Linked DNA regions of Homo sapiens: region 1 is linked to region 2. Evidence: read pairs that join two places in POLR2A ChIA-PET (ENCODE). Cell type or tissue: OCI-LY7. All regions are shown on one strand. Links, peaks and the distances in the headings refer to the core of each region. The heading gives the core; the rest is flanking DNA.

Region 1 (16,443 bases), core at 3,815-8,814, 130 kb after region 2:
TATAAATATTTATTCTCCGGGAGACAATAGAAGAAATCCTTGGAAGGCATGCTTTTTCTTTCTCATCTTGGCTTGAAACCTCCTTACCCCAGATTCCTCTCCTTTACCGTGGAGTCACAACAAAAGGAACTGAGCCAAAACAAAATTCCCAGTGTCACCAGTCTTAATGGATATTTCATTCTCCCTTGGAACAAAGATGGAATAGCTTTTTTTCCAAAAGAAAAACAAGCCTTGGCTCTCTCCCTGCCCCAAAAGGGTGCCCCCCACCCCCATCATTCTCTGTCCCAACCCTGCCATGTTAGAGCGTCTCCAAAGCCTTCCCTGTGTCGTGGTTTGTCTGACAATGTGGGGAAACCCAGTCTGCTGGCCAGCCCTTGCATGAAGTAGCTGATTGTTCCCTCTCCTCATCCCTTATGAATGGGGCCCTTGAAGTTCAGTCATGTAGATTCAGTTGTATAATGAAAGCTAAAATATTTAAATTGTATGCATGCTGCCAATAACAGCATACATCTGACATCTAACTTATTAATAACATTAAGCCTGCAACTAGGGGGGAAAGTGGATGTTTTCTCTTGCAAAGCCTTTGTTTTCCTAAAATGACACTTGAAAATTTATCTCCCCCTACTGCAGGCTTCCCAGCCCCCTTTTATAATTATGCTTAAATTAAAATAATGATTCTGGGATACTCTTTTGGGGAGATACCCTACAGGCTTTATTTTAATAATTGAACTAAGTGTTTGTGACTTTCTCCTAGATATTGTCAAATATTAAATAAAGGCTCCATAAACAATTGAGCTGTCTTATTCCCAGATAATACCCATTTAGGAGGGGCAAGGATCCCTGGAGACAAAATTTAGATTACTTTGGAAAATAATCAAGGCATCCCCGACACCTAGAAATGCAGAAATGCAACCTTGCAGCCTGGCATCGTAGGAATTTGCTCCACCCACGTTGAGGAAGTCTCACCCATGGCTGCCAGTGTGACTTAGCCAGTCAGTGCTGGAGAGATCCGCAAGCAGCCACAGATAGCATTCCCATGGACACAGCCTCAGAGGGAGGCTGGTGCCTTAGGGGCCGATAAAATAGTTGAAATGAATTCTTTAAACACAATGGTCATCAACCGGGGGCAACTGGCCCAACAGGGAACATTTGGTAAGGTCTGGAAACATTTGGGGTCATCATACTGAGGAAGTAGGGGGCGCGGGGAGGAGTAGTAGACAAGGTGCTAGTGGCATCTAGTGGGGAGGGGCCAGGGATATTGCTAGACATCCTACAATACACAGGACAGCCCCCACAACAAAATGATCTGGCCCAAAATGTCAGTAATGCTCAAAGTTGAGAATCCCTTTTTTAAGGTGATAGTAATAATCGAAATAAGGATATAGCCAACCAGTATAATTCTCTGAAATAGTATGAATCCATAAAAAGCTTGGTATTTGCTATGGTCTGAATGTGTCCTCTCAAAATTCTCATGTTGAAATCCTAACCCTCAAGGTGATGGTATTAAGAGATAGGGTCTTCGGGAGATGATTAGGTCATAAGCATGCAGCCCTCACAATTTGTAATGCCTTTATAAAAGAGATCCCAGAAATCTAGCTAGCCCCTTCTGTCGTATAAGGAAACAGCTAGAAGGTGCCATCTATGAACCAGAAAGTGGGCCTTCACCAGACACAAAATTTGCTGGTGTCTTGATCTTGGACTTCCAAGCCTTCAGAACTGTGAGACATAAGTTTATGTTATTTACATGCCAGCCAGTCTATGGTATTTCATTATAGTAGCCAGAACCGACTAAGACAGTATCACTGGACAGGGTTCCAGGGTGAGTCTCACTTCAATGCACTCTACTCATTCCCACCTTACCGAACCCCCACAATTATCTTCTACATTCATTTCAATGTTACTTTGTCATCGTGACATCTTTCTCTTTGCCTGTTTTCTTCTCTCACTGGAGTATCAGCTTCTCAAGGGCAGGGACACTGTCATTTCTTCTTTGTTCCCTGATGAGCTGCCACAGGCTGTGCTAGGAAGCCATCCTACAAAGAAAAATAAATGGTAAAATGCTGGGGATTCTAATTATCATCAAATATCTGTCTCTCTAAAGCCAACGATGTTTACTCATTTAATCCTCACCACTGCCTGTGACTCAATTTGGAACACTTCCCATTTTTCTCCTTTTATTTAAAAAATGAGTGATGAGGTACCAGCCTATTGTTCCACTGTCTGAAACTGGCTTGGATTAATTTAAATCAATTTTATCAAGTCCAACAATTAAAATCTTCTAAAACCTTCTGAAAATCCTTCTTTCAACTGAAAATTCCAGCTGGCTGCAGGCTGAGTTGAGGGATCCCCAATGTGAAGAAGTCACAGAAGGGACAGAGTTTTTCAAAATCAAACAAATAAAGGTGCTCAACCAAACTACACCAGGTGCTGTGTGTTTATCTGGCAGAGCCAGTCCACTATTAAGTTGATTTACATATTACAGTTCAATTAACCAGAACCCAACTCATCAACACTCTTAATTAAAGGGAATTACTTCCTCGTATTTGACTCTGTCTGAAGAAAAGTAATGTATATTGAAATTCCAGGCACTCTCATATGTAAGATGCAAGAGTCCCAGCAATATTGCTAGCTCCATTTTCAGGCGAGGGCACAGGCAAAGTTTAACTACAAATAAAGGGGTTAATGTTCTTTCTACTACACACACTATAAATGTGAAAACAGGACAACCAATTTCTAGGAGATGTCCTCACATTCTCAACATATTCAGTCCAAACTTCCCTATCTTTTCTATTTCTAGGTCAAGTCCTATGTGATAGCAATAACAGTTAACATTGACCTTGAGGGTTTACTACACACCAAGGGGCTTTGACTATTTAATCTTCGTAACAGCCCTACACAGTAAGTATTATTATTTGCCTATTTTACAGATGGGGAAACTGAAGCATAGAACAAAGCTTAAAATTGGCCCAATGTCACATGTTTTATAAGTGATAAAGCCTGGGTTTGAACCCAGGTCATCTGACACCAGAGTGTGCCTTCCTAAGCACTACAGGAACTTTATTATTTGCCTTAATGTTAGCCAATATTCAGGAAAATAACTATGAAGTCAAAAACATCCTTCATGCTCTTCAGTACTCTTCAGGGTTGAAGACCGGACACTCACCTGATTGTCCTTTTGTAAGTGACAAAGCAGACACTGACATTCTAGAAAGATTTGCACTATTTGTGGTTGAAATAAAATGGGTTTCAAGTTAACTTGATACACTGTGCCTGGCGTATAGTAGGAGCTTCATATTTTGTGGAATAAGCAAATGAATCAACACCCATAAATTCCTATTCCTGGGAGCACACAAAATTCTCTAAGTTTTTTTGTTGTTGTTGTCGTTGTTTTTTGAGACAGGGTCTCAACTCTGACAGTTAGGCTGGAGTGCAGTGGCGCAAACATGGCTCACTGCAGCCTCGACCTCCTGGGCTCAAGCAATTCTCCCACTTCAGCCTCTGGTGTATTTGGGACCACAGGTGTGCACCACCAGGCTCGGGTTATTTGTTTTGTTTTGTTTTGTAGAGACGGGAGTCTCAGCATCTTACCCAGACTGGTCTCAAACTCCTATACTCAAGTGATCCTCCCACCTCAGCCTCCCAAAACGCTGGAATTACAGCCATGAGCCACCACACCCGGCCCTAAGTATTCTGATTAATGTTCCTGTGTATGACTTGACTTCCTTCCTTCGTTCCTTCATTCTTTCACAGTCATTCACTTACTGAATCATTTACTGAACACCACTCTGGACCAGGCAAGTATGAAAGCTGCTCACGGTAGAGTGGAAGATGTAGTCCTTTGATGTTCTAGACATGCTGGAAAATTAGCTAAAGACCTCGCAGACTTTCCAATGTCCAACATTTTAAGAAATCCAAGATTCCACCCACCCACCCAATTTTCCCTCAGTCTTGCTCCCACTCATTCCCCATTTAAGGGGTATCATATCCCAGCCCACCTCACGAGCTGGGTGTCAGGCCCCCAATCCTGATCGTCCTTCCTGCTTTACCAGCCCAAAGGAAGCTGTTCACGTCATGAAGATAAGAGCAAAAGTCCTGCCAAGCCGTAGGATATGGGAAAAAGCCCTGGTGGTAGTTTTTTGGCCTTCTGTTCACAGAAGACAACTTGTTAGGCTCCTGGGATTGAAGAAGGAAATCAAGACCATCATCTTGGACCACATCCCACTTCCTTTGGCAAGCCTACTCTGTTTCTATCAGTCCAAGTGAGCTTTTCCATCCTAAATTCTTAGCACATGAAGTCTGAGACATGGGAAGATCCCACACATAAAAGGCTTTTGAAAAGTTAAAAGAAGCTATTGTAAATGGCATTATCTTCTTTTTAAATTTGTAAACATTGTTTTCTCAACAAATTCAATGTCTTAAGCACCAAGACCTTTGCAGTCTAACATAGTTAATTAATAGATACTTCATTTGATTAAAAAACAATCAGATTCCATAAGGCTGTGCCAATGTTGGCTAAAATTATATAAGGTTAGCTCAGTTGTTTAGGACTTGAGGTTTCCAAAGCCAAAATCAAGGGTGCCAGTCCCCCTGGGCCATTTTTAAAGTAAGCTATACCTGAATGTAAGCTCTGTGAATGTAAAGACTATGTAGGTCTGTTTTGTTCATAGCTGTATTTCCAGTGTCTAGAACATTGGTCCCAAGCTTTTTCTGTAAAGGGCCAGGTAGCAAATACTTTAGGCTACCTAGAGGGCCATGTAGTTTCCAGCACAACCACTCAACTCTGCCATGGTAACAAGAAAATGCATAAAAAAGTGAGTGTGGCTGTTGTGTCCCAATAAAATTGTATCTGTGGACATTGAAATTTAAATTTCATGAAATTTTCATGTGTCATGAGATATTCTCCTTTTGATTTTTTTTCAATCACTAAAACATGTAAAAACCATTCTTTGCTTCTCTGCTATTAAAAACAAAAACAGGTGGCAGGCCAGATCTGACCTGCAGGCTGTGGTTTACCAACCCCTGGTCTAGAATATGCTTAAGCGATAGTAGAAATTTTATAAAAATGAACAAGTGAAACTCGAAATATAAGAAAGTTTACTCTTTAAGCTTCAGGCACTGAAAGCCCCAGAGAACTAGTGACTTTATTCACATAAATGTGATACCTACCACTTATAAGGCACCTTTACTATTGACAAAATGCTTTCACAGGTAACCCTCAATGTGGGTCTGGGTACTGGTTTGCCATATTGCTTGGCAAAATCTTGCTTCTTTACTGGGTCTTTTATTTTAGAAAGAACAATCTGGGGTAAGAGAGTTGCTTTTTTTTAATCCACCTTTGTGCAGCTGTGTCACTTTCATCTCCCAGAGTGCTGATAAAGGTGGCATCTCCTTCTCTTATAACTCCCTGAAGCTACAGCAGTGATGTCTCACTAATGAAAGTTGTTGAGGTGCGCTGACTAACCTTTGTCTGGTGTGAGCAACATCAGCTTTGCTCCTCCAAAGTGATAATCACCAATCACAACTTTTGGCAGTGACTACACAGACAGTCCGTAAATAGGACAAAAGAAAAAGCCATAATCCATGGCAATGAATAGTGTTTCATGGCCACAAGCTGAGCCACAAAAGCCTAAGAAAAATCAATGGTGCAGAAAGCGTTTTTGGACCTGACCCCAGCTCTTGGGGGAAGGAGGATAATTCTATTTCCTTTTAGCCTTCAGGTGCCTCGTGGGAATATCAAAACTAATCTCCAAGGGGCTGCTCTGTTCTGTCTCTTACTAGAAACATCTCCAAGCAAATTCATTACTTTATAGAACACTCTTCCCAAGGTGAGAGGCCCAGCTTCTGTTTCAGATGAAAAGAATGTGAGAAGACGCTGAGGAAACTGCCAAGTGCTTTCTGTGTAAATGTGAGTTTTCTGCTATATCTGGATGACAGCACAAAAGCGGCTGCTCAGTTCCCATGGTCCAGAGTAAAGGAGGACAAGGCGTCCAGGCTAAGGTGGCCCTGGAAAAAAATCCCTAGCCAGATGGAAACCCCATGCGTATGGAGTGGAAAAGAAGAAAGATGTGTGGAAATAGTAAATAAAATCAGAAAGGACTCAAAGTACCCCTTCGCAAAAGAGGAAATAAAACTGATAAACAAAAATATGAGGAAATGTTCATCCTCACTAGCAACCAAATAAATGAAAATCAAAATAACAACACACTGTTTCTTACTTATCAAATTAGCACACATTTTTAAAATAATAACGTCCCAAGGGCCAGAGTAGAGAGAGCCAAGCACCTCTGAGCCCTGCTGGTCAGACATAAGCTGGCCAGACCTTTCCAAAGCCAAGGGCAAACGTCTCCAGAGCCGCTACGCTCATCCCCTTTGATACAGAGAGACCATTTCTAGACACCTAATTTCAGGAAACTGATCCTAAATCTTAAAAATACTCTGTGTACAAAGTTGAGTATTACATTTGTAATAACAAAAAAAAAAAAAAACTGGCATTTGCCTAAACATCTGACAGCAAAATGAGAATGAAACAAACTATGGTGAATCTACAGAATGAAATATTATCCAGCTTCTTAATCAATGTTTAAAAAGAAAATGTTTTTAAACATTCCTCCCTTTCCTACACCTTTGAAAACAAGCCACCATGCACGGCCGATTGGCTTGTTTTAAAAGGTATACAGAAGGGAGGAAAGTTTGTTAGAAAATGTTTACGATGTGTAAAATGAAAGAGGTTCAATAGTCTGCGTATTTTTTTAAAAAGATAAAATGTTGTCAGCAGTAGTTAAGTAATAAGCTTTGGGGCAATTGTAAAATATTTTTTTCTTTTGATTTCTCCCTATTTTCCAAACTTACTATAATGAATAGTGAAAAGATAATTGGCTTGGGTTTGTTGTTGTTTGTTTGTTTTTTGAGACAGAGTCTCGCTCTGTTGCCCAGGCTGGAGGGCAGTGGCACCATCTCAGCTCACTGCAACCTCTGCCTCCTGGGTTCAAGCAATTATCATGCCTCAGCTTCCCAAGTAGCTGGGATTACAGGCATGCACCACCATGCCCAGCTATTTTTTTTTTTTTTTTTTTTTTTAGTAGAGATGGGGTTTCACCATGTTGGTCAGGCTGATCTTGAACTCCTGACCTTCAAATGATCCACCCGCCTTGGGCTCCCAAAGTGCTGGGATTACAGGCGTGAACTGATTGAGTTGTTTTAAAAGGTGTAGGGAAGGGAGGAAAGAAGTCTACAATCCCCATGCTCCTTCCTAGGCTATAAGTACTCCAAGAAAGAACCCTCGTCTCTTCCTTTTCCTCTTTTAATCAACTCAGGACCCAACTAGGCACTAGATAAATGTTGAGTTGAACTGAAATAGGCATTTGTAGGATATCTAAAGAAAAAATCAGACATACATATCACCCTCAAGGTACTTAGAATATAGTAGAGTCCATGTACTGCATAACAATGTTTTGATCAAAGACAGGCCGCATATATGATAGTGGTCCCATAAAATTATAATACCATGCATTTACTGTACCTTTTCTATGTTTATATGGGTTAAGATACAAAAATACCCTTGTGCTACAGTTGCCTATGGTATTCAGTACAGTACCACACTGTAAGCTTTATACCCCAGGAGCAATAGGCTGTACAGCCTAGGTGTGTAGTAGGCTGCACCATCTGGCTTTGTGTAAGCACACTCTGTGATGTTTGCACAATGACGAAATCGCCTCACCACACATTTTCCAGAACACGTCCTGGTCACTGAACAATACATGACTATAGTAGGGTTTACTAGTAGCAGAAATCCTAACTATATTATATTCCCAGTAGTGCCTTTGATGCAGTCTAGCATTTCTGAACTGAAGGTCATGATCTCAAGGAAGCATTCTAGAGAATTCCCAAAGTATAGGAGAATGCAATTCAGGGCTGTGTGTGAGCAGCCACAGGCCAGACTGAACTTATGGCAAGTGAGCATATTTCAAATCAATACATACTCATGGCACCATCTTCACAAGACCAGCCCGTTAAGGCTTTAGTAGAAGCAATACAGATCTGGGGTTTCTCAAAGCACTTCTCCCAGAGAGGTCAAGTCTTTCAAAATCCACAGGAAAGTAAATATACTAGAAAGCCCTAACGGAAATCTCTGAAAGGGTTAGGCATTCACACATGACGGCAATAGTGTGGGGGCCTGAAATGGGAACAATGTGTAAGTGGTCAACCCTAAATATTCCATTTTTGTATTGTATTAGAAAGGAAATGTCATGTTGGGGAAGAACTTCCTTCATTCGAATAAGTCCTCAGAATATAGCCGCACACAACAATGGTGGTTTGCAGCATGTCACATATGCAAGGTTCCAAGGTGGGAAAAGCCAGCGAAAAAGACCAATGCTCACTTTGTGGAGAGGATTCTGCAAGTCTGTTACTTTTATTACTTGAGATAGGCTCAGGAATCAGATCGAAAACAGGGACTAGAAAGGAAAAGCTAACATTTTGCCTATAGTTAAAATGAAATTAATATATTGGCCAGGTGCAGTGGCTCACGCCTGTAATCCCAATACTTCGAGAGGCCGAGGTGGGTGGATCACCTGAGGTCAGGAGTTCGAGACCAGCCTGGCCAACATGGCGAAACCCTGTGTCTACTAAAAATACAAAAATTACCAGGCATGCTTGCATGCACCTGCCATCCCAGCTACTTGGGAGGCTGAGGCAGGAGAATTGCTGGAACCCGGGAGGCACAGGTTACAGTGAGCTGACTGCACCACTGCACCACTGCACTCAAGCCTGGGTGACAGAGACTCCAGTTCAAATAAATAAATAAATAAAATTAATATATTAATAAGTAAAAAGTTAACAATTTGTATTATTATCCTCAAAAACAAATTGTCCAAATGTGACTATAAATTCTTCTAAAAAGTATATGTTTTAATGATAAAGGTATTACCTATTTTGATTGAGATTTTAAATCCACATGGTAAAGACCTTTCTATTCATAGTTTCAAGTGTATGGTCTTTTATGAGTTGAAATTTGTGTCTTTGTTACAATGTATGACTTACCTGGTCAAGCATCACAAGTCTACCTGGAATTATCAAGAGATTTTGGTCTTATACTTCATTATACTTATAGATACACTTATATAACTCTTTGGCTATAAATTAAACATTAAAGGAAGGATATTAATTATTTGCTTTATTTCATGTAATTTTTATTTTTTGTTTTATTGTATTTTATTTCTATTTCCATTAGCATCCAACACAAGTTAAAACACTTTAAGCTGGGCACAGTGGTGCATGCCTGTAGTCCCAGCTACTCAAGAGGCTGAGGCAAGAGGACTGCTTGAGCCCAGGAGTTTGAGACCAGCCTGGGCAACACAGCAAGACCGCATCTCAGAAAAAAATCTTTACACAAAAGAGTTGTTTACTGGCAGTTCTGTTATGGGCTGACTTGGCCCCCACCATGTCCGCCCTGTAAAATTCATTTGTTGAAGCCCTAACCCCCCAGTACCTCAGAATGTGACTGTATTAGGAAATAGTGTTTTTAAAGAGATAAGTAACGTGAAATGAAATCACTGGAATGAGCCCTAATCTGACATAACTGGTGTTCTTTTTTTTTTTTTTTTTTTTTTTTTTGAGACGGAGTCTCGCTCTGTCGCCCAGGCTGGAGTGCAGTGGCGAGATCTCGGCTCACTGCAAGCTCCGCCTCCTGGGTTCACACCATTCTCCTGCCTCAGCCTCCCAAGTAGCTGGGACTACCGGCGCCCGCCACCATGCCCAGCTAATTTTTTTGTATTTTTAGTAGAGACGGGGTTTCACCATGTTAGCCAGGATGGTCTCGGTCTCCTGACCTCACGATCCGCCTTCCTCAGCCTCCCAAAGTGCTGGGATTACAGGCATGAGCCACCGTGCCCGGCCTGGTGTTCTTATAACAAGAGAAAATTAGGGCACAGACACACACAGAGGGAGACCATGTGAAGACATGAGGGGAACATGGCCATCTATAAGCCAAGGAGAATGGCCTCAGAAGAAATCAACTCTGCTGACACCTTGATCTTGGACTTCTATGCTCTAAAACTATGATACAATGAACTTCTGTTGTTTAAACCCCCCCGTCTGTGGTATTTCGTTATGGCAGCCTGAGCAAACTAATACAGCCTCCATCTAAAATGCTGTTGTAGTATGTCTTGTTCTTGCCTCTTCTGTTCAATATAAGCAGGAAAAAAAAAACAAACAAACCTTGTTGTTAAGATATACATTCATTCATTCATTCAACAAATATTTATTGAGCATCAACTATGTGTCAAGTGTTGGGATAGGACAGTAACAAACACAGTGTCAGGCCCCATGAGCTTATAGGCTAGTCACAAAGGAATTACTCTTTTTCTAGAATTATTCTTTATTTCAGAAATAGGCCTTATAAATTGGCCTATAAACTAAATCTTCATAGGGAATGAACTGGGAAAGGAAAATTGACAATAAAACAAAATAATTAAATTTCTAACATTTTAATGTCACATGAGTATATTGCTGGAAGCCCTCTGCATCCATTGTATCTTTTGGGAAGCAGATGCTGAGACAGAGTTAGGAGTACAAGAGGTTTATGAGAGGGTATCGGGTATGAAGATGGAAAGGGAAAGAAAGCAGACTAGGAAGAGAAAGGCTTCAGACTGTGATCTTGGGGAGAAAGCAGGATTGGGAAGAGAAAGCCTCAGACCACATTGAAGATCCAACAAAGTCTTGGCCAACCCAACTGAGAGCTCCCAAGGAAAGGGTACCTGTTAGAGAAGTCCTGTGTTGGGCAGAAATGGCCCTGGGATTTCAACCATGTTCCATCATTGGCTGGGGGCTGCTTGGGAAGAGCAAGTACAGATGCCTCTGCCAGAAAGAGGTGCTCCCAGCTAGAGATTGTTGACTAATTGGGCCCATGGAAAGTTCTTTCTTAATGGGAGATCTGAGCAGCACCTCCTCAATGGTCACAGCCTCCAAAAGGTGATATAAGGACCTGGTTTTCTAGAGATTTTTTTCCAAGTCAGTACAATCTATTCCTTTACACTTAAAACATAGGAACATCTCCCAGCAAGTGCTTTAACAGCCAAAATCAAGGTCTCTAAAGAAATGTATTTTTAACACCTGATATAACTTTAACTTGCCAAATATTTATATAGCAGAAATAAAATTTATAGTGTACATTTTTGTTAAAGTGTGATATGTCTCTATAGGCAAAAGTAGTGTTTGCCCAAAAAATAAAATTGTGCTTTTCAATGCAACTTTAGGGTTTGGAAACTAAAGAAGTCAAATATTGGGAGTTTGAGCTTTTACTCATTCATTCATTCCGTTACTACATTTCAAGTGCTATGCTAGGTGCTTAACACAGCAAAACATACATAGCCCCTGCTCATATGAAACTTAGAAGAGGAGAAATAAATGTTAAATAACCTGGGGAATAAACACACATTTATAAACTGAGCATAGGGCTCTGAAAGAAAAGAGAAACTGATCTGAACTGATTTAGACTGGGGTGGGCCAGGGGTCAAGGAAATGTTAACTGTGCTGGCATCTGAGGAATGAGTGCGTGTTTGGAGAGGGTAAGGGGTGCAGGAAATGACAGCATGAAGGACATGTGCAAAGGCCCTGGGGCAGGAAGAAGTCAGCGAAACTGAGACTCTGTGGCCAGATCTCTAAGATCAGAGGAGAAGTGGTGCCAGGGAAGGCCAGAGAATCAAGACACAGTCACCTCTAGCCTGAATCTGCTAATGTACCTCAAGGACTTTGATCCTTGCTCTAAGAGCAATGGGAAGTGTTTTAAGCAGGGGTGGCTAACACAATCTGTTTGTGTTTTGGTGTTTTGAAATGATAACTTTGACTGTAGTATAAACCAAAAATTAGAAGGGCCCTGAGTGGATCTGGAAAGGCCACCGAGTAAGACAGTGTGTGATTCAGGTGGAGATGACAGTCCCCATCACAGACTGATGTTTCCTTAACTTCCACAATGCATGTTCCAAAATGGGCACTCTGGGGAGGACACCATGGCCTGGGAGATACTACCCTGTCATTGAAATTAAAAGGTCATGGAGGTTACAAAACAGACACATAAAATGACTTAATTCATCCAAGTTTACTTACCAAAGTTTTACTGTTCCAATGTCACCTCAAACCCAATGTCCAAAACAAAAGGGGTCCCCATAAACCAAATCTGGGTCCAAACCACTTTCTCCCACCCACCACACCATCTTGTCTCCTCATATTTTACTTGTGGGATCTGGATGTCACCTGAGGCACTTCCTTCTCCTTCATCCCTGTGTTCAGCGTGTTGCTGAGTGACCCTGGCAGGAAGAACTTGCTGGCAGGTCCCCGTCACCTTCCACCTCATCCTGCACCCCTGCTATAGGGACCGGGCCACACCCACATCTCCATCCAGAAGAACTGTAGCTTACAGGAACAAAGACAATTGAACCTTGTTTACTCACTGTATTTCACAAGTGCAGCCACTGGGTTTAAACCTTGTCCCTTTTATGAAAGTTTCCTATACTACTCTGGCCACCTTCTCCCCAAATTCTTAAAACCAGTAGTCCATACTAGGCAATTTTTTCTGAACCACTGTCTTACTCTTTAATTGGCTACAATTTCCTAAATGGTGAAATAAGAGATATGTAGCACAACTGATCTTCAAACAGTATCTTATGTGGATACCTAACATGGAAAATATAAAATAATAATTGTTCTAATTAAACAAGGAGTAGCAGACCCGGAAAATCTCTCCTGTGCCCTCTACTTCCTGGCCACCTCTGAGGCACCCCATCTGAAGGACATAAGAAGCCTAACCTGAGAATCACTAGACATGGAAGCCTCTAGGATCTCTTCCAGCCCTAACATTCTATGGTCTTTAATTTCTTAAATGTCACTTGGTTTCATCCTTTCCTCTAAATTCTCACTACAACACAGTTCAGGTCTTTTTCACCTCCAGCCTGCAAGATTGCAAATTGGTTTCCTTATACCCCAAGTACTCTACGTGGAATAGTGTCTCCCCAAAAACCCGTGTCCACCCAGAACCTTAGCCTGAACTTATTTAGAAATAGGGTCTTTGAAAATGTAATTAGTTAAGATGAGGTCATACCTGAGTAATGCAGGTCATAAATCCAATATGACAGGTATCCTTTTAAGAAGAGGAGACCCAGAGAAAGAAGGGACACATAGGGGAACACCATGTGACAGCAGGCAGAGATGGGAGTCATGCTGCCACGGCCATGGAACCCCAGGGATTGCCAACAAGCACCAGGAGCTAAAAGAGGTAAGGAAGAATCCCCCTAGAGACCTCAGAGGGAGCACGGCCCTGCTGACACTTCTATTTCAGACTTGTGACTCCCAGAACTGTGGGAGAATAAATTTCTGTTGTTTTAAGGTCTCTAGTTTATGGGAATTTTCTATGGCAGTCGTAGGAAATTTATCCATCCAACTAAAATCCATTCTACACATTTCTCCCAGATTTATTTTTCTTAACCTCTGCTCTCATCTTGTTCTTCTACGACTTATTTCATTTCAGGAAGTACTAGTTTTATTGAGCAACTACTATGTGGTAGGCACCCTATTGAAGCTGGGTGTATGAAGGTGAACAACAGCAACATGGCCCCACTTTCCTAACAGCTTCCAGTCTAGGAGGGAAGACAGGTATTAAACGAACACAGGCCGGGCTCAGTGGCTCATGCCTGTAATCTCAACACTTTGGGAGGTTGAGGCAGGAGGACTGCTTGAGATCCTGGGTCCAAGACCAGCCTGGTAACATAATGAGACCCCATCTCTGAAAAAATTATCTGGGCATGGTGGCTCATGCCTGTAGTCCCAGCTACTCAGGAGGCTGAGGTGGGAGAATTGCTTGAGTCCAGGAGGTCAAGGCAGCAATGAGCCATGATTGCACCACTGCATTCCAGCCTGGGAGACAGAGTAAGACCCCTGCCTAAAAAACAAAAAAACAAAAACAAAAAAAAACAACAACAACAAAACACACACACACACACACACACACACAAACACATAAACAGAGCCTCCATTTAACATTGAATTATAAATTGCGGTGTATTATAAATGAAAAGAATAGGTTGTTATGAAACACAATTGGAGACCTGAGGAAGAGGGAGTTAGGCTGATGCCTGAAAGAGAAATAGGAGCTGAACTGACAAAGCATGAGGGAATAGACATGGAGACGCAGAAACAGCACGTGAGCAGAGGCCTGGGGTGGGAAAGGGCCTGGCCCGTTTGAGGAACTAAAATGGAAAGAAGGCCATTGTGGCTGAGGCCTGGTGAGCAAGGGGAAAGTGACACACAGTAAGGCTGGGGAAGAAAGCAAAGGCCAGATCATAGAGGATCAAGTTCAGGACACTTGGGACTTTGTCTTAATGAAATGAGAAGGCATTGAGAGGTTTCCAACAGGAACACAACATGATGCATTTAAGTTTTAAAGTTGTCTTTGGCTGCACTTAGTTGAAGGGTCATATGGGGACAAAAATAAAATGAGGTGACCAGTTAGGAGGTAATGTAGTAGCTGCACACAAATTTGGATTGTGGATGGATCTCAATTATACTTTTTAGGTAATACTAGTAGGACATGCTGATACACTGGATCTGAAGAAGAATAGGGTGGGTATTCACTGCTTTCTGGCTTGAGAAATTAGGTGGATGGAGATGAAATTTATGAGGTGGGGAAGACTGGGTATGATAGTTAGGGGCATAGCCTAAGCTCCTGTTCAGAACGGTCCCAAAGCATAGTGGCTCAAAGAAGATGGAAACATTTCTCTCTCACATAATCAGCCACAGGTAGAGAGTCCAGGGCTGGGAAGGCAGCTCTGGCATCATAAGTGCAAGGTTTCTGTCTTTAGATCTAAGTTAGCTGTGTTAGGCTTCAGCCCTTACAACTGTGTCCCAGCCAGGAGGGAAAGGACAATTTTAGGGCCACAATCTGAAAGTGGCCTGCATCCCTTCTGTTGACATCTCATCGTTCAGAGCCTAGCCACAAGATCACACCTAACTGAAATGGAGGCATGAAGTGAAGCCTCTGGTTGAGCAGCTATACACCAAACTAAAATTGAGGAGTCCTTTTACTAAAGGAAGAAACGTAGAAAGGATGTTGGTGGGCAACCGGCAGCCTCAGCCTAACTAGAGTGGGGTCATTATGTAAGTGGGAATAATAAACATGTGAGTGGGAGGTTCCTGGGGATATCTTAGTGAAGATGTGAAGTAGGCAGATGAAAATGTGAGTCTAAGGAGCTCCAGGGGTAGGATGAGGCCAGAGATAGTTGTTTGAGAGTTATCACCATGCAGATGACATTTAAAGGGATCGAGATTAAATCAAGTACAGTAGATAGAGAACAGGGCCAAGGACTGAACCCTGAGTGCTTCTAACTCTTAGAGGCTGAGTGGAGGAGGATGAACTTGCAAAGGGGACTGAGAAGACAGTGAAGCTCAAGAAAATCCAAAAATGTAGGGTCTATGGAAGCCAAGAGCAGACAGCATTTCCAGAAGGATGGCTCATTGTATACAATATTATAATATGCTGAGACACTAAGACAAGGATCAGACACTGATAATGTGTCTCCATTGCCTGTCTTTTTCTACTTTACATCAAAGTCTTTTGAAAAAAAAAAAAGAGAGAGAGAAAGACACAGACTCGACCAAACTCAGTGGCTCATGTCTGTAATCCCAGCACTTTGGGAGGCCGAGGTAGGCAGATCACGAGGTCAGGAGTTCAAGACCAGCCTAGCCAATATGGTGAAACCCCATCTCTACTAAAAATACAAAAATTAGCCAGGCGTGGTGCTGCACATCCGCAGTCCCAGCTACTCCGGAGGCTGAGGCAGGAGAACCGCTTGAACCCAGGTGGCACAGGTTGCAGTGAGCCGAGATTGTACCAGTGCACTCCAGCCTGGGAGACAGAGAGAGACTTTGTCTCAAAAAATAATAATAAATTAAATTAAATTAAATAAACAGACTGTCACTCTGTTGCCCAGCCTGGAGTGCAGTGGTGCCATCATAGCTCACTGCAGCCTCGACCTCCTGGCTCAAGTGATCCTCCCACCTGAGCCTCCCAAGTAGCTGGAATTACAGGGGTGAGCCACTGTGCCCAGCTCCATCAAAGTCTTTGGAATCTGTTTTTAGCCTGTCTATGCAAACATTTTTCTCTCTACTTCCCATTCTAAAAACATATCCACATTCTCAGTCCCTAAACATATCAACTGGTTCCCATCTTTCATCAGACTCTTCCTTCAACCTGAATTGATATTTCTCCCCATTATCTAGTTACCCAAGTTTTCTCCATTCTTCAAAGCTCCTCACTCATGAAGTCATCTTTGACCCTTACAGCCCAGAGTTGAATGCTAAATTGCTTTCTCGCTGCATTTTATGTATTATTCTTACTCTCTAACTCCTAAGGGTGGAGACCACATGACATATATTCCATGTTCCCAATAAGCTAAT
Region 2 (16,443 bases), core at 4,818-9,817:
AACTTTTTGTAACCCCCTAACCCAGCAGGTGCTTGATCAGTGCAAGTGAGGAGCCAGCCAGGGCCGGGGTGGTAGCGGGGGGGGGTGGGGGGGGTGGCAGTAGGTTCCTACTGTTTCTGCCTAGATCTCCCCTCCAACCAGCAATGTTTCCTCCTGAGGAGGAGGAGGAGGAGGCTTGGGGCCAGTCCCAGCAGCCAGGACTCAACACAGGTGCAAAGTGAGAGAACTCTGGCTTTCCTCAGAGGAGCCTTCTAGAACATTTTGGGCCCTTTAAACTGGCCCCCGCAGGAGGTCCAAAACAGTCTCCTCACAGACATCAGGGCACGCCCAGCAGTGGTCCTGGGCAGCTCCCCGTTTTGTCAGTCTTGCTGTTGCTTCCCCAGCCTCCCTGGCGTTCTCATTCCTCAGAGCTCCCGTCTGCTCTCAGTCTTCTTCATGTCTCAGGCCTGCCCCGATGGCCACTTTCAGCTAACGTGATTTCAACCTTCACCCAATAACCAGATATAAGCTCCTCACAGCCCCAGCTGAGATATTCCCTGCCCCAGAGCGGACGGCGGGAAGCCCACCAGTCAGAGCAGCTCCCGCCTCCCTGACATGACAGAAGAATGCCCTGCCCAGAGCCCGGCCTGTCCCCTCAGAAGAGAACTTGAATGGCTGCACCCACACACAGGGCTGGCAGGGCTATCTAGTTCCTCAGGAACCCATCTGAAGACCAAAATGGGAATTTAGTGGGAGTCCTGGCCTTCAATCCCAGCTCGGCCTCTATTTACTCATCTTTAATATTTTTTTGTTTGTTTTTTTGTTTGTTTGTTTTTGTTTTTTTGAGACAGACATCTCACTCTGTCACCCAGGCTGGAGTGTAGTGGCCCCATCCGGACTCACTGCAACCTCCGCCTCCCAGGTTCAAGTGATTCTCCTGCCTCAGCCTCCTGAGTAGCTGGGACTACAGGCATGTGCTGCCACACCCAGCTAATTTTTGTATTGTTAGTAGAGATGGGGTTTCGCCATGTTGGCCAGGCTGGTCTCGAACTCCTGACCTCAAGTGATTCACCCACCTTGGCCTCCCAAAGTGCTGGGATTACAGGCATGAGCCACCATGCCTGCCCATTTATTCACCTTTAAATGGGCACTGGGATGTTGTGAGGTCACGTAGAGTTGAAGTGTGCAGCTTGAAATGCTAAGGAGATGAGGGAACACCAGCAAGGAATCCAAACTGTTTGTGCCTTACCTCCATGAAAATGATAACAATAGTGAATAACCCTGGAGCAGTTACAATATGCCGCCTGTTCTTAGCAATGTATCACCTCATACAATCTTCATCACAACCTGAGGGAAAAGATTCAGAGAGGTTAAGTCACTTGCCCAAGGTCACACAGCTTCTAGGCAGCAGAGCCAGTCTGTCCTTAACCTGAGTGCACTGCCTCCTTCCCTGTGCCTTGTAAGAGATGGCAGAAAGGGAGAGGGGGAACCAAGGAGAGGGAAGGAGGAAATATATTCAGTGCAGCTGCCCCAACGTCCCTCAAGGACAAGCACAAAGGGGTGGTGTGGACAAGCATAATGCAATTGGCCCAGGTGGCTTCCTCTCATTTGTCCCTCTTATCACCACAGTCCCACACTCAGCAGAGTCCCCTCAAGGTCATGCACCACACGCCTGTCCCCAGGGGTCTGTGACAGGCTTTCAGGGTCTGTGCGGTTGACAGCTTGAATTTGACAAGATCTGTGCTGAAAATGAAGCCCCTTAACTGACACAGAAAGCCACCCCCGGCCCTCCCTGGGGGCCCCCCGTGATGGATGGGCCTCTCTCTGAGGCCTCAGTGGGCCGGCTGGGGAGGACCGAGGTCCTCAGGGCCTCGCTGGAGCTGGCAGGAGGTCAACTGCTGTCTGAATGACTGCTCTGTGCCAGCCGCCTCTCTCTTCCTCAGCACAGGCCAAGGTCTGTCTTTGGCAAGCTCCACACGCCCCAGAGGGCTGGGCACACTCCTGCCCCGATGCTCCCCTTTCTCTCTGCAGGGACAGGCCATAGACCCCACTTCCAAACCCCATTTCTCCTCACAGCCCAGGGCCTGAAGGGAACCCGCTGGATGCAAAGCCGAGGTAACCTCTCATCCTATTGTGCCATTCCTTGTCCACCTCCTATAGACACAGACACACACACACTGTCACAAAACGACAAGATGGTATGCATGCCGCACCTAAAGGGAATCAGGGAATGAATTCATTCATTCACTGATTCATTTATTCAACAAATTTTTGCCTGGCACCTTCTAGATACCAGGCCCTGCTGTGGGCACAGGGGACATAACAGGGATGGAAATAGATGTGTCCCTGTCCTCAGGGAGCTGACTATCTGGTAGCAGTTTTGCATGCGGGAGCTCCTGGGAAGAAGAAAATGCTACAGGATTTTTAGAGGCCATGATCCCAAATGCAAAGGATAAGGCTGTGGCAGGGCAGCACTCCCCACTCGCAGCCTCTGTCTTGCTTTCTTGCCTTCTCAAGGTATTTGCTACTCAGCGAATTCCCTGACTACAGGTTCTCCAAACCAGTTGTGTTCAGAGTCTGGCTGTGAGTATCTTAAATATACAGATTCCTATAAACCTACTCCTAGAGATCCTTCTTCTGTAGGTCTCCAGTGGAGTCCAGGAAACTGTATTTGTAAAAACTTTCCTAGGTGACTCTGAGACATATGCAGGTGTGGGAAACCCTTACACTTAGCTCTGAGTTCCTTATTTGTTACACTTTTTTTTTGTCTTTTTTTTTCCTTTTTGTGGAGAACGGGGTCTTGCGACATTGCCCAGGCAGGTCTCAAACTCTTGGGCTCAAGCTATTCTCCCACCTCTGCCTTTCTAAAAGCTGGGATTACAGGCGTGAGCCACCGCGCCTGGCCCGAGTTCCTTATTTGTCTAGGTATCTGTAGGACCTAGATCAGTGTGGGAATGAATGAATGAATGAATGAACAGACAAATACATGTTTGAGGCATGTTTGGAAGCTTGCATGTGGCTGTGGTCAGCAGTAGAGGCTTAGAGGACTGGTAAAGCAGTGTGGCCCAGAGTTGCTGGGCTTACTAATACCACACGATGGGTACACAGGATGGGGGCAGGATGTGGGTCCCGAAGCCAGCAGGCCTGGGCCATCTTGCCAGTAGAGTCAGATGAGCTCAGTGTATGTGGAGTGCTGATGACTCAGAGGAAAGTGGAGTTCACAGTCCACAGCCATCTCGGAACATCTCAGAACGTCCCACAGCCCATCTGTGCCAGGTCACCCAGAGATGGAGGTGGACAGACAGTGTGGGATGGCCCTGCACCCTGAAACTCCCAGGCACTACCTTGCATTGTCAGTTTCTAATTTTACACACACTGGGGAGAGGTCTGCTGTGGGCCAGGCTGGCCACCAGCGCTGGGTAAGTAGGGACTGGCCTAGCCACAGGCCTCAAGGATGCCGAAGTCTGGTGGGGGAGACAAGCATGGAGAGAGACAGAGATGGCAGAGGCCAGGACAGGAAGCCTCTGGGCATCCTGGCTGAGGACAGGGTGGCACACCCAGAGGAGAGTGAATCGTGGAAATGCCGAAAGCTAAAGAGAAGGTAGGAACCCTAGGGCTGGGGTAAAAATGTATAGGGTTCAGTTGGAGAGTGATGTGGAAGGATTCCCACACTGAGATTTCAGTGCAGTTTCAACCACTTCCTAGCTATGTGACCTCAGACTTGACCTCCCAGAGCCGCAGTTTCCTATCCCATAAAATAAGAATGATAATAATTCCTACCTCTCAAGATTATTGTGTTGACAACACAAGAAATCAGGTGTGAGAACATGAGCACACAATACGTACTCAATAAAATGGAACAACAACAACCACTCACTGAGCCCTTTTCATACACTTCTCATATGTATAACACAACCTGAAGGAACTGTCTGTCCTTAGCCCCAGCTTTCAGATAAGGAAACAGAGAAGAGAAGGAGATAAATGGTGAAGCCAGAACATGAACCCAGGTCTGTCGCATGCCGGAGGCTTCACTGTAATACTAAGCCATAAGCAAATATATTTTTGAAAGAGAGGATGTTCAAAAATCATAGTATCTCTGATTATCATGATAATCAAAAGTAGCAGCTTATTGGAATTTCATTCAGGATTAGAAAAATTGGTCTGTATCCAGAGGATACTACTAATCTCTTCCTTGTATTGAGGACTTACTGGGTGCAAGGCACTGTACCAAGCACTGTTAGAACACCACACAAAACACCTTGGTTTATTATTTTATAGATATACCAAGAGGGACTTGAAAAGATTAAGTGCCTCCCTAAGGGCATTCGGTAAGTGAAAATGGCTAAGCCAAGATTTGGACGGAAGGCTCCTAGTCCTTGTTGCCTTGTTCCAGTCCAGTCCTGCTGTACTGCAGATTCCCACCAGAGATCACAGAGCAGAACATGCAAAAGGTAAGACTCCTGGGACACATGAGGTATTTCCCAGATGATATCCTCACTGGGACTGGTATCAGACTTGGTGGAGGTGAGAAGGAAGAAAAAGAAAGGGAACAGAGACAGAGTCCAACCCCAGGGTGAGCCGCTGTCCTTTCTACAGGCCACCAAGAAACTCCTGCTGCCCTGATTGACCTCTGTTAGAGCTTCAGGGACAGGGTGTAGGAAGACACCTTCCTACATGGAAGCAGCAATTAGAGGGACTCTAGAAATCTCATTTCACCGCAGGTGTCCATCCCTTTCTGGTGGCATTGATAACTTTGTGATGGCCCCATCTGCTTTGGATGGCTTCTCCATAAACTCCAGGCACGTCAGATTTCTTTTGTCTGTATGGGTGAAAGGCCATTTGTTGTTGTTTGCTGGTTGGCTGGTTTGGTTTCTTTTTTGAGATGGAGTCTTGCTCTGTCGCCCAGGCTGGAGTGGAGTGCAGTAGCATGATCTCAGCTCACTGCAAGCTCCACATCCCAGGTTCACACGATTCTCCTGCCTCAGCCTCCTGAGTAGCTGGGACTACAGGTGCCCGCCACCAAGCCTGACTAATTTTTTTTTTTTTTGTATTTTTAGTAGAGACAGGGTTTTACCGTGTTAGCCAGGATGGTCTCAATCTCCTGACCTCATGATCCACCCACCTCAGCCTCCCAAAGTGCTGGGATTACAGGTGTGAGCCACCGCGCCTGGCCAGTTTGGTTTCTTTTGTCAACTAAAAATGAAATGCAGGCCTTCTAAACTGACGCTGGATGTGGAAGCCCACTGACAGGTGGGTTCCTTCCCTCTCCCCATCTAAAACCTCCCATCCATCCATGATGCCTGTCCTTCCAACCTCATGAGGTGGCTTTGGAGAAGAAATGAGGTCATTTAAAGCATTACAACAAAACAAGGGAGTTTTTGTTTGGTTTGGGATTTGGTTGGTTTTTCCCTTGTTTTAAGTCATGACACTGAGCAGTATTGCCTCTCTTTCAATGGGTAAGGTAAGCACTTAATTCTGTAGTTCTAACTGAGGAATATGAAGGCCTGAGCTGGGATGTTGCTGAGCATGTGTGTCTCACATGTATGTGTGTGCACGTGCACACACACACACACTCTTACACAATTAGCCAGACAGACTTCCAACATGCCCCTCCATCATCACCCAGGTAAGACAAGTGAAGGGAGAATTCAGAGACAAGAGATTTTCCTTGCTCTTGTGACCCTATTGGCAGAAACACTGGAGGCCTAGACATTTCCACAGCTCCAGTGGTCCCACTGCTTGAGGTGAAAGTAGGAGAGAAGAGGAGAGGAGATTTGGCCTTCACCTCCCATGCCCCTGGGAAGTAGGGCAGTCAGAGGCAGCTCATCTGGAAACTGAGCCTTTGTGAAGTCCAGCTACAGCCTTGGAGATGCTGGTGGAACATACCCACAGCCATGCTCTGATTCTTCACAGCTGCCACAGCTAACCATTGCTTTTGCTCAGTGAAGACCTCACATGGAGAAGGAGCAGAATGTCAAGCCTCAAGTGTTTGTTTCTTTTTTTTTTTTTTTGAGACAGAGTCTCGCTCTGTCGCCCAGGCTGGAGTGCAGTGGAGCGATCTCAGCTCACTGCAACCTCTGCCTCCGGGGTTCACGCCATTCTCCTGTCTCAGCCTCCCGAGTAGCTGGGATTACAGGCACCCACCACCATGCCTGGCCAATTTTTGTATAGTAGAGATGGGGTTTCACCATGTTGGCCAAGCTGGTCTTAAAATCCTGACCTCAGGTGATCCGCCCACCTTGGCCTCCCAAAGTGCTCAGATTACAGGCGTGAGCTACCATGCCCAGCCTGTTTCGATGTTTTTTATAGATTCCCCCCGCCACACCCACAAGCTGCCATTGCCTTTAGGTAGGACAAATGTCCTCTCTTCTCACTTATCTTAGACAATTCCTTAAATCCATCCCTCTACTTTGACTAAAATATAAGCTAAGTCTGGAAAAGCTCAGGCCAGGAAGCTGTGTAAGTGATATCATAAATGTTCTACTCATGGATATAAATGTCTTAGGGCTTTGTCCCCTTCCAGCAAAAGTCAGGCCATTCTGTGGAAAGAAAGGTTAAATGAAGTGAAAATTAGTGACTAAAATGTTCCTCTTTCTTTAGTGAGAAAAAGCAAATCTGCATTTAGCAGCTTTTCTGCTGTCCCAACTCCAGGTATTTAACTGGAGCTAACCACTTTTGAAGTGAAGAGAAAAAGGGAGAGAAGTGAACCCAAGGATGGGAAAGGAGACAGGGCGAGACACCAGAAGGATGGCTGAGCCTGTTATGCCCAAAGCACCCTCATTCTAGAGCTGCATCTACGGGACTGGTAGTTCTCCTTAAGAGAGAGAGAACCACCGTTGAATTATTTGTAGGGACAGGGCAGAGATCACCCACTCCCACCACATCCACACAAGGGGGAGAAAGTCCCAATGTCTGAAAAACAAAAACTTATAAATAGGGAAGTGTCTGAGGCTAAGAAAACCAGCAGACACCTGACAATTTTCCTTACGCAAATCTCAACTAGTATACCAAAACAAGTGACTAAAGCTGGCATCACTTATGAAGAAGTTGACCTCTGTTTTCTACAGTCAGATGACTAGAGTCAGAGTCTTAAAAAACAGGAAGTGCCAGATGTAGTATCAAATGACCCAGACAGTGAAAAGTAAGGCAGAAAACTAAATTGGAAGACAGGAAGTCACAATCACACCACAAACAATACAGATATTTGTCTGAGATATGCTTGGCGGGGTGCCTTATCACGGCCAGAAAATGGAGGAGCACGGCCGAGATGTTTAGCAGAGGCCAGGCCACCAGCAAGGGCCAAACTGACACCCTCCTGGAAACCTCTTCTCTGCAGCTGAGAAAAACTTCAGGGCTTATATTGCTGGATGAAAGTGCCATTTGCAGGCTTAAGGCCAAATACCATTACTAAGCCCTGGGATTTAGCTCCTGAAAGAAAATCTCTGGCCCTCCCCCACCCCACCTCCTCCTTGCCCATCGTAAGAGTAGTGGCCCTCTAGTGTTTCTGGCAATGATTCCTCCTCCAGGTAACAGCATGTTCACCTTGCCCACCCCTCCCCTACTCTCAGTCTCCACTCAGCTGATTTGAGTTGGCCCATGATGCTGACAGCAAACCCCTGGTCATACTGACTGATTCAGGAGTTACCCTTTTGGAGCCCACAAACATGACTCCTGAGATTCTGCTGGAACTATTGGGAAATATAAGCTGTTCATCAACTGGAATTACTAATCTGGTAGCACAAAATCTTAACAGCTGCCAGAAGCTACCATGTGGACAGAACCTGCTGGGGAATTAAAACCAACACAAAGGAAAGCAGCACAATTAACACAGAGAAAAAAAAGAGACTTTGTCTTTAGGATTTGATTCCAAACTCCTGGATCCATCTTTACCTGAAGCTAGGCCACACTGCTGGATGTTTCAGCAGTGAGTCCAATCATCTCTTCTGATGGTTTCAGCTGGGAATCTGTTCAAAGAGTTATAATACAGTAAGCAAAGGGTCTAGTTTCTGGTCTTTATGAGGTATTCAGCAGGACCCTCTCTCCTCTTCATTTGTACTGATTGTCTGCAACTATATTCACCATGAGCCTTAAGCGAAACTTCTTTGTCTCTCTGAATCTTTTCTCCTCTGGGATAAAGAGGTTCAACCAGAACAGGACTCTAAGGTCCTATGCTGAAATGATGATTCCAGAACTTCGTGATATTCTCCTGAAATGTTTCAGATCCATTAAAGCTCAGAATACACTCAACTTTACATTCCAGTGAATGATTTCTATACCTTTTCTATATAGCCCAGAGGGTCAGTATTTGCCTGGACACTTTTTCAATATTACAGAAAACAAGTAAGAAAAATATAAGTTATCTGGAAAATATTGGTTGAGGAAAGTTCTTCAACTAAACATTACCTATGACTCTCTTCTCTAAAATCGAGGTGGCCAAAAGCCACAGGTATCGGAGATGTAAAAGTACTGCCCGTTTCTGCCACCCAAGATTTCTGTGGTCCCTGGGTAGGTGGTAGACTGCTAGTACCACAGACAATATGTGAAGGCACAGTCCTCAGGAAAATACAAGTTCCTTTAAAAAAATTTTTTTGAGACTGTGTCTTGCTCTGTCACCCAGGCTGGAGTGCAGTGGTGGGATCACAGCACTGCAACCTCAAAGTTCCTAAATTTAATTGTACACCTTTTTGATGAACTTTTTATTATCCAAAATTATTTAGGCTGTAAGTGACAAAAACACCAGCTCAAAATGGTTCAGACAAAAAAGCTTATTAATTTGGCTTGTGTAATTTTTTAAACGATCCACATTCAGGTACCCAGGTGCTCAAACACTGTCTTCAGGAACATGTCTCTCTCCCTCTGCCTCTTGGTTTTACTTTATTCTCTGGGCAAGCTCTTCTTATTTATTCATGTAGATAATCTACCAGCAGCTCCAACTTTATACCCTACCAAGTTAGCAGCCCCAGAGGAAAGCAAGCACCTCTTTGTCAATAGTTACATAAAAAACCCCAGAGCTAATACCCATCGGTCCAGCTTGACTTATATGTGTCCATCTCTGAAACAAGCACTATGATGCCAACTGGCCGGACCTAGGTCACACACATATGCCAGTACTCCAGAGGGTGGGGTCAGCTCTATCTGGCCCACACATTGGCTAAGGCTGAGGAAGGGATGCTGACCCCAAGGAAAACTAGAATGCTGCTTCTAAAGGAAGGGGAAATGGATGTGTGGCAGGGAAAAAACAAACACTGCACAGCTCTTGAGCCAAATACAAAAGGCCCAGCCTGGGGTGCAGTATGTTTCCTTCTAAATGGAGGCATCATTCTTTTCTCAAATGGGAGTAAAAAGCCCTATAGAGGGGTAGTGAAGAAGACACAGGAGGTCAGCTCCGTGGGCTGGAATTGAGGGTCAACACAGGCATTTGTCCCATGTGAAACAGCAACCAGTGCTTTGCAGGGCTGTGGAAAAGTTTCATTATTATGTATGAGAAGAACCTAGGAGGCATCTGATGTTGTCAAGGCTGTGCCCTGAGATGTGTTTGATGCCTTCCCTCTGCTCATTCAGGCCCCCATCTGCCTGGACCATTAGGCACTGCCACCATCATCTATGTGGTTAGACAGCACACATAGACCAGGGCCAGCCACTGCAGAGGTAACCGGCACTACCAGGCATCTCACAAGAGCATTGGCATTGAATGGCCTCTCTTTCTATCATGACCAGCTCAATTCCACTGATATTCCAGCTGGATCATGGCAAAGGCCTATTGACGAAAAACAATAGGGCTAGATCAAGGCTCTGGTGCACCTGAGTCACTGTGAGTCATATCCCCTGGAGGACCTTCTCAGCTCACCATTGTCATTAGTTAAAAAGACTCACGTAAGTCCGGCACACAGGAATGTCAAGTAGCAGCCAAGTTTGGGGGTGTTGTCCTTTGGCTTGGAAAATAATTCTCCACTAAGAAGTCCACTGATAATGGCACTCAAATGTCCCCCAAAGGTTGTTAATTTTAATTAGGGAGAATTTAAACTATAGCATCCGAAGGAATGACTAATATTTTAAAGAGTATGAGGTATTTGGTTTGCTTTGCCAGTCTTGTTTTAGCAATTTTGGTCATTCCTAATCTTCTGCAAGGACTTCCAAGGCTGAGTCTTAAGTCTGGCAAAGCAGAAACCACCCTGGTGCCTCCAAATTTTCCACCACCTTCTTCTTCACAGTATAAAATTGCCCAACCACCGTCACTCACGGACCCCTTTGTCCCCTTCTCTTCCCCTCCACCCCATAGAAGTTTGGCTGACAACCACGGTAAATGCTAATGGAAGAGATGTTGTAACTAAATGGCAGTGCATTTATATCTACATGTGTCTTCTGCAATATAAGATAAACAGACTAATCTTCCTCACCAAGCTTAGAGGGATAACGAACAAAAATTATAGTTGAGTAACCTGCCAACATAAATATTTCACAAAAGCTAAGCCACAGTAAATGGAGCCAAATTGTAGAATTGGAGTGGGACTTTCCAACAAAGATCTCCCTGAAGCATTCTCAAGTTCATTCTCTTAATAGAATAATTTCCAGTTATTTTGATATTTGGTTTTTCTAGATTTACTACCATTTTTACCATACTGATGAAATAAGTACTAATATTCATTTGCATAAAACAGCGATTTATTAGACACATGCAATGTGCCAGACATTATGCTAAACACTTTATATGGATTATCTCCTTTATCCTCAGAACAATTTTATGAGAAGGGGCTTCATTATCACCATTTTGCAGATAAGGAAATTGAGTCTCAAACAGGTGATACGATGTGGAGCCAGGAATCAAACACAAGCATCTCACCCATGGCCCATGTTCTTAACAGGGTTCATACCACATTTCCACATATGGGAAGAATCTGTGGCCCAGAGTGGTTACATTAGAGCACCTCCTCCCCTGAGAGCCACACAAGGGCCCATACCACCTTCCAGTTCATGGCTCCACCTTTGTCCTGCTCTCACAACCTTCCCAGACCTGGCCTATACCCACGTCTCCATCACTTTCCCATTCGCGGCTGCACATTTTCTTCTCTGTCCCCATCCATCACTCAGTTCCCCACCACCCCTAAATGAAATACACAAGCCAAACTTACTCCCACTGCTAGGCTTTTCTGCAAGCTGTTTCCTTCCCTGGAAGGCCTGCCTCCTCTTCGCCACCATTGGAGACCCTGGGTCAAGTCCCATCTCAAAACACCACCTTCTTACACAGCCCTCCTACCCTCTCTACCTCCTAGAAACTCATTTGAAGCTTAAATACTGCCTTCTGATATTGGTTAGCTTTGAATGCACACATATTATTAGCCCAACTAGCTTGCAAACTGCTAAACAGCATGAAACACACAGCCTGGCTCCTTTGAGTCACTTTCGCACCTAGCACAGGGCCTGGCTGCATCACTCAGCTCAGCCCCAAGGCAGTCAAGATAATTGAGTGCGTTCCAGCTGCAGGGGTATTTGGTATATATAAGACATCCCACATAACTGTTGGTTTGTGCTTGATTACCGTAACACAGCCCAAATCAATCCCTGAAAAGGGACAGGCCACAGTAGAACCAGTTCCCAGCTGTGACACCCACGTGGCCGCCCCTCACAACAGTGTGTCTGGGGCTTGTGGGAAAGCCCTAGGAATAGCCAGCTGTTCTTGCACATTGGAAGCTAAGGCAAGGATGCTACATTGGCCTTGGGGTGGAAACATGTACAGCATGCTTCTCAGATCCTCTCCGATCCTGAGTGTTCGAAAAAAATACCACTTACTGTTTTTGTTTTTATCATTCTCTAAGTAATACTATTTATGATTAAAAATAAAATAAAATAATGGGCCAAGTGCAGTGGCTCACACCTGTAATCCCAGCACTTTGGGAGGCCAAGGCGGGTGGATCACCTGAGGTCAGGAGTTCAGGACCAGCCTGGCCAACATGGTGACACCTCATCTCTACAAAAATACAAAAATTAGCTGGGCATGATAGTGGGTGCCTGTAATCCCAGCTACTCGGGAGGCTGAGGCGGGAGAATTGCTCGAACCTGGGAGGCAGGGGTTGCAGTGAGCCAAGATTGTGCCACTGCACTCTAGCCTCAGTGACAAGAGTGAGACTCTGTCTCAAATAATAATAATAATAATAATAACGGAAAATATGAAAAAGTATGAAGAATACATTTTTATTGTCATCTATTATCTCATCTTTTTGGTGTATTTCCTTCAGTTTGTTTTTTTATATCTGCCTGGCACTGTGCTAAACCATGGAGATTTTTTAAATGTGAAGACCCATCCCAGCCCTCAAGCCTCTTGCAGCCTAGGAGTGAAGCTTACAAGACAACAGTAAAAGATCATACAATATGAAGACTGAGGCAAGTACAATGGACTAGGCCATGGAGTATGGAACACACAGAGGGAGAAGTAAAGACAAAGACTGAGAATTCTGAAAGGGCTTGGCATTTGGTTTTCAACAGCACAGTTACTGAGATCCTGCTATGTGCCAGAATGGTGAGGAACTGATGAGATCCAGAGACAGGAACTGACTTGTTCAAGGTCACTCAGCTAGTTAGGACCTTGACAGTTATTTTTGCAATACTTACTGATCATCTATTCTGAAACCACAAGATCCTAAAGAAGATTTCATTTAAATGAATACACACAGCAAAAAAGTGGGTATATACACTTTTATTTATATAAAATATATATACTTATATATATTTATTTTTATTTTACACACTCACATACACAAAGATACCCTTTATCAGGCTCCATGTTGATGCATACAAAATGCACTTACTTTATTGAAAAGATTGAAACTACATGAATTTGGGGAACATCCTGGAAAATCTGGGACACATGGTTTGGTCACCATAATTATACTATGTGCTTTTTCTCAATCCAATAGGGATTTCTTAAAATAGCCTTGCATTCCAACAGGATATAAAACCCTGTTGAAGATGCCCCAATCTGGAATCAAAGAGTCAGACTGGCTAGAAACAGATCTGGTTCATTTCACCCTCCAACTAAAATAGGATGCAAAACTAAACAGTGTCGTTAGAGAGACAGAACTTCATTTCCCCCAAACAGTCCTTTTAACCTAGAAAGCAAGAGGCCCTGGGCCATTGGCAAGCAGAACAATTTCTTGCTATTTTGCATTTCCTTCCTCAGAACTATCTTTAATAGTTTGAGCCATGGAGGAGAAAGAGAACAAACTAAAATTAATTTTTAATTGAATAAAACAACAAAATAAAGCACAGGCAGAAGCTCCCTAAGCCCCAGAATTCTACGTGCTGTGAGTCCAGGGCTCAGTTCATACAGACAAAAGGAATGAGGAGATTCGAGCTCTGTTCTGCCTGATTAATCCAACATTGTTCAGCAAAGGTCTGTCCCAATGGTTAGAACAATGACTAGATGATAATCCAAAGCCCTCCGTGAGCAGTTAAAAATGAATTTGTCTGAAACGTTCTCAGTGTCTACTGAGCAACATCAAAGGAGCTCAGGGCACAGCCGACTTTATGGAGTAACAGGTTTAAAAACGAACATTTTTCAGCTTGCTAACTCTAAAAGCCCAATTTGTGTTCTCAGAATCCAGGAGAATAAATCACCCAAGCAAAGAAATAATAATACTGAAGACATATGATGCAATTCCAAAAAACCCATTGTATGCCAATTATTAAACCAGAATGCTGATCACATCCTTATCAAAGCTGTATGTCACCTTGTAGATCACAGGAAAACATGATCTACAAAATAGAATAAAAATCACACTGTGAACTTCATGAAAAACGACTAAAGGAACTCTCTTAGTTCAGCAAAAAAGTTCAGGCTGATCGCCATTTTTTGATGACCTTCTTGCATGGATAAACTCAAAAGCATTTTCTTTCTCCCTTTCTCTTAGCAAGAATAATTTTGTTAAGAAACCATTTACAACATCCTGATGAGCTGCACCTAGAAGATGACGTTCTGGCAACAGGAATTCCCAACACAGCAGAAGCTCCTTCCAAGCTCTGAGGCTGAGGAAGTGGGGAGTTTGGCTGGTTTTCAGCATCCATCCAACTCACCGATCCTCCCGTTTTGCTTCATTGTGTGTGCTGCTATCTTCCACACATCACTGGATCCAAACTTTCTTCTCCCCAGAGCCCTTTCATTTCATTCGCCTTTTCTATTACTCTCTGGGTCTGTTTACTTTCCTTCCCAAACTTTGTTAATTTCAGCAAATACATATATTAAGCACCTACTCTTGCAAGACACTACATCACTTTATTTCTCTTTGTAACACTCCAACATACCCATTTTCCTTCCTCAGAAACGCTATCTTCTAGATTCTTTAAAAATTCTGTGTGGATAGGAGGGGGATGATAAGTTCTTGTGAAATATTTCAGACTTACAAAAAAACTACAGAGTAATATAACAAAACATCTATGTACCTACAGCCCACGTTAAAGGATAAAACATTAATACAATTGGCATCTCTTGTGTACCCCCTCCCTGGTCACGTCTCCTCTCCATCTGCCCAAATATAACCACTAAAGTGAATTTGGTTTTTATTATTCCCATGCATTTTAAAACATTTGTACTCAGTATGTCTATATCCAGTCACAATTGGATACACAATATATAGTATGGTTTCACGTTTTCTTAAACTTGACATGCATGGTTTTTCTTTATACACACATTTTCTTTCTTCTGTTTGCTCTTTTGCTCAGCATTGTGCAGTTGAAAAGCCATCCATGTTAATACATGTAGCTCTTGTTTATTCCACTCTCATTACTGTCTATTATTCCATTAAGCAAGTTCACCCCCGTACATTTATCCAGTCTCTGCTTGATGGACATTTGAGTTAATTCCAATGTTTTTGTTATTACAAGCAGTGCCACTGTGAAAATTCTTGCATGAGGCTTCCTGCACACATTCCCAATATCCTCTTTAGCTTCACCTACATATTGAATACCAGAGGAGTTGCTATTCCTTAAGTTGTCAATGAAACTCCTTCTGACCCAGCTATATTTCCCCCCGCCTGAACTCTGGCCCTTTTCCATCTCATCCAAGCTACTTTGATCAGTGAGGCTGAAAAATTCCAATAGATACCACCCCCAGGCTCCCTGGTCTTCAGCTCTGACTCTCGTCAACATGCCATGGAGCCAGGGAAGTTGCATTCCCATTCTGTGAACGTCAGTGCAGAATCAAGTCATGGAGCCAGGGAAGTCGCATTCCCATTCTGCAAACCTCGGTGCAGAATCAACTCGTTGCTATTGGGTTTTATATGACACTTCTGACTCACTGTTTGTTCCCTGACACAAAGCAGGTGATGCTATCCTGAGAAATTAATTTGGATTTCCTTTACACTTTAAATTGTAAAACAAGAATGAGCATCTCAGCCTGGGTGGTCTGTTTCCTAGCTTATTTTTCCTAATCCCTTTCCCCGCAGTTGGCTGAAAGCACCATTATCCGCTCCTAGCAAGGTCTAGGATGTCATGTCCCAGATTTGCTCAGTTCATTTGGATTGCTTTATTTCCTTTACCATCTCTCTTGTCTGTGCTTCCAGATGTTATTAAATAATCTTCTAGATATGCCTTTAGGATTTGCTGCAAAGACACTTGAGATAAAGTATCTGTCAGAACCAACCTGGTAAGAATAAATGGGAAATATTTGGTATGAGAGTTGGGACCTTCCCTCCAGCAGTGATTATTCCAAGACAGGACAGTTTCCGACTGAAGACAGAGTCTCTTCCACAGTATCCTTTATCAAGACATTAAAATCTTCCTCCTAGTGCCTAGAAGTCAAATCTCCTTTTTATCATTTGCTTGAATACTGTTTTCTTAATGACTTTACAAGAAGGATACATGTGAAGAGTCTGAATAAAACGATGATAGAAATAAGGATATTTGAGAAATCAGAATATTGAGAAGGAATACTTGACTAATAGCGAAGTGCAATAAACTGTTAATAGCCATAATCATTGGCAATCCAGGCACAAAAGAGAACTGTTTTTTTTTAATGGAATGATTTTTTTTTAATTTCAATAGGTTTTGGGGGAACAAGTTGTATTTAGTTACACGGATAAGTTCCTTAGTGGTGATTTCTGAGATTTTGGTGAACCCATCACCTGAGCAGTGTACACTGTACCCAGTGTGTAGTCTTTTATCTCTCACCCCCTCCCACCATTTCCCTGAGTCCCCAAAGTCCATTGTATCATTCTTATGCCTTTGCATCCTCATAGCTCCCATTTATGAGTGAGAACATAAGATGTTTGGTTTTCCATTCCTGAGTTACTTCACTTAGAATAATGGTCTCCAATTCTGTGTGGGTTGTTGCAAATGCCATTATTTCATTCCTTTTTATGGCTGAGTAGTACTCCATGGTATATATATACCACAATTTCTTTAACCACTCGTTGATTGATGGGCATTTGGCTGGTTTCATATTTTTGCAATTGTAAATTGTGCTGCTATAAACAT

The links. Peaks named below come from ENCODE experiments on the same cell type or tissue, not always from the same donor. Only the 100,000 strongest peaks of a DNase experiment are listed, where the experiment ranks them.
Region 1: POLR2A ChIA-PET joins it to region 2 with 15 read pairs; 11 of 35 experiments call an interaction of 5 or more read pairs at or near these places.

The regions. Positions count from the first base shown.
Region 1 is chr2:136,096,430-136,112,872 of GRCh38, reverse strand. No RefSeq gene overlaps it. Among named protein-coding and RNA genes, the nearest start is that of CXCR4, 13 kb to the left of the region's middle. In OCI-LY7, for the core only: no CTCF peak of the experiment used is centred there; no DNase peak of the experiment used is centred there; H3K4me3 peaks cover 1,184 bases; H3K27ac peaks cover 1,751 bases.
Region 2 is chr2:136,229,586-136,246,028 of GRCh38, reverse strand. No RefSeq gene overlaps it. Among named protein-coding and RNA genes, the nearest start is that of CXCR4, 120 kb to the right of the region's middle. RefSeq lists enhancers at 1,352-1,852, 1,853-2,353, 6,791-6,860, 9,493-9,993, 9,090-10,289 and a silencer at 3,576-3,870. In OCI-LY7, for the core only: CTCF peaks have their summits at 5,938, 7,527, 8,434, 8,645 and 1 weaker place; DNase peaks (open chromatin) are centred at 5,928, 6,318, 7,038, 7,448 and 1 weaker place; H3K4me3 peaks cover 2,898 bases; H3K27ac peaks cover 4,991 bases.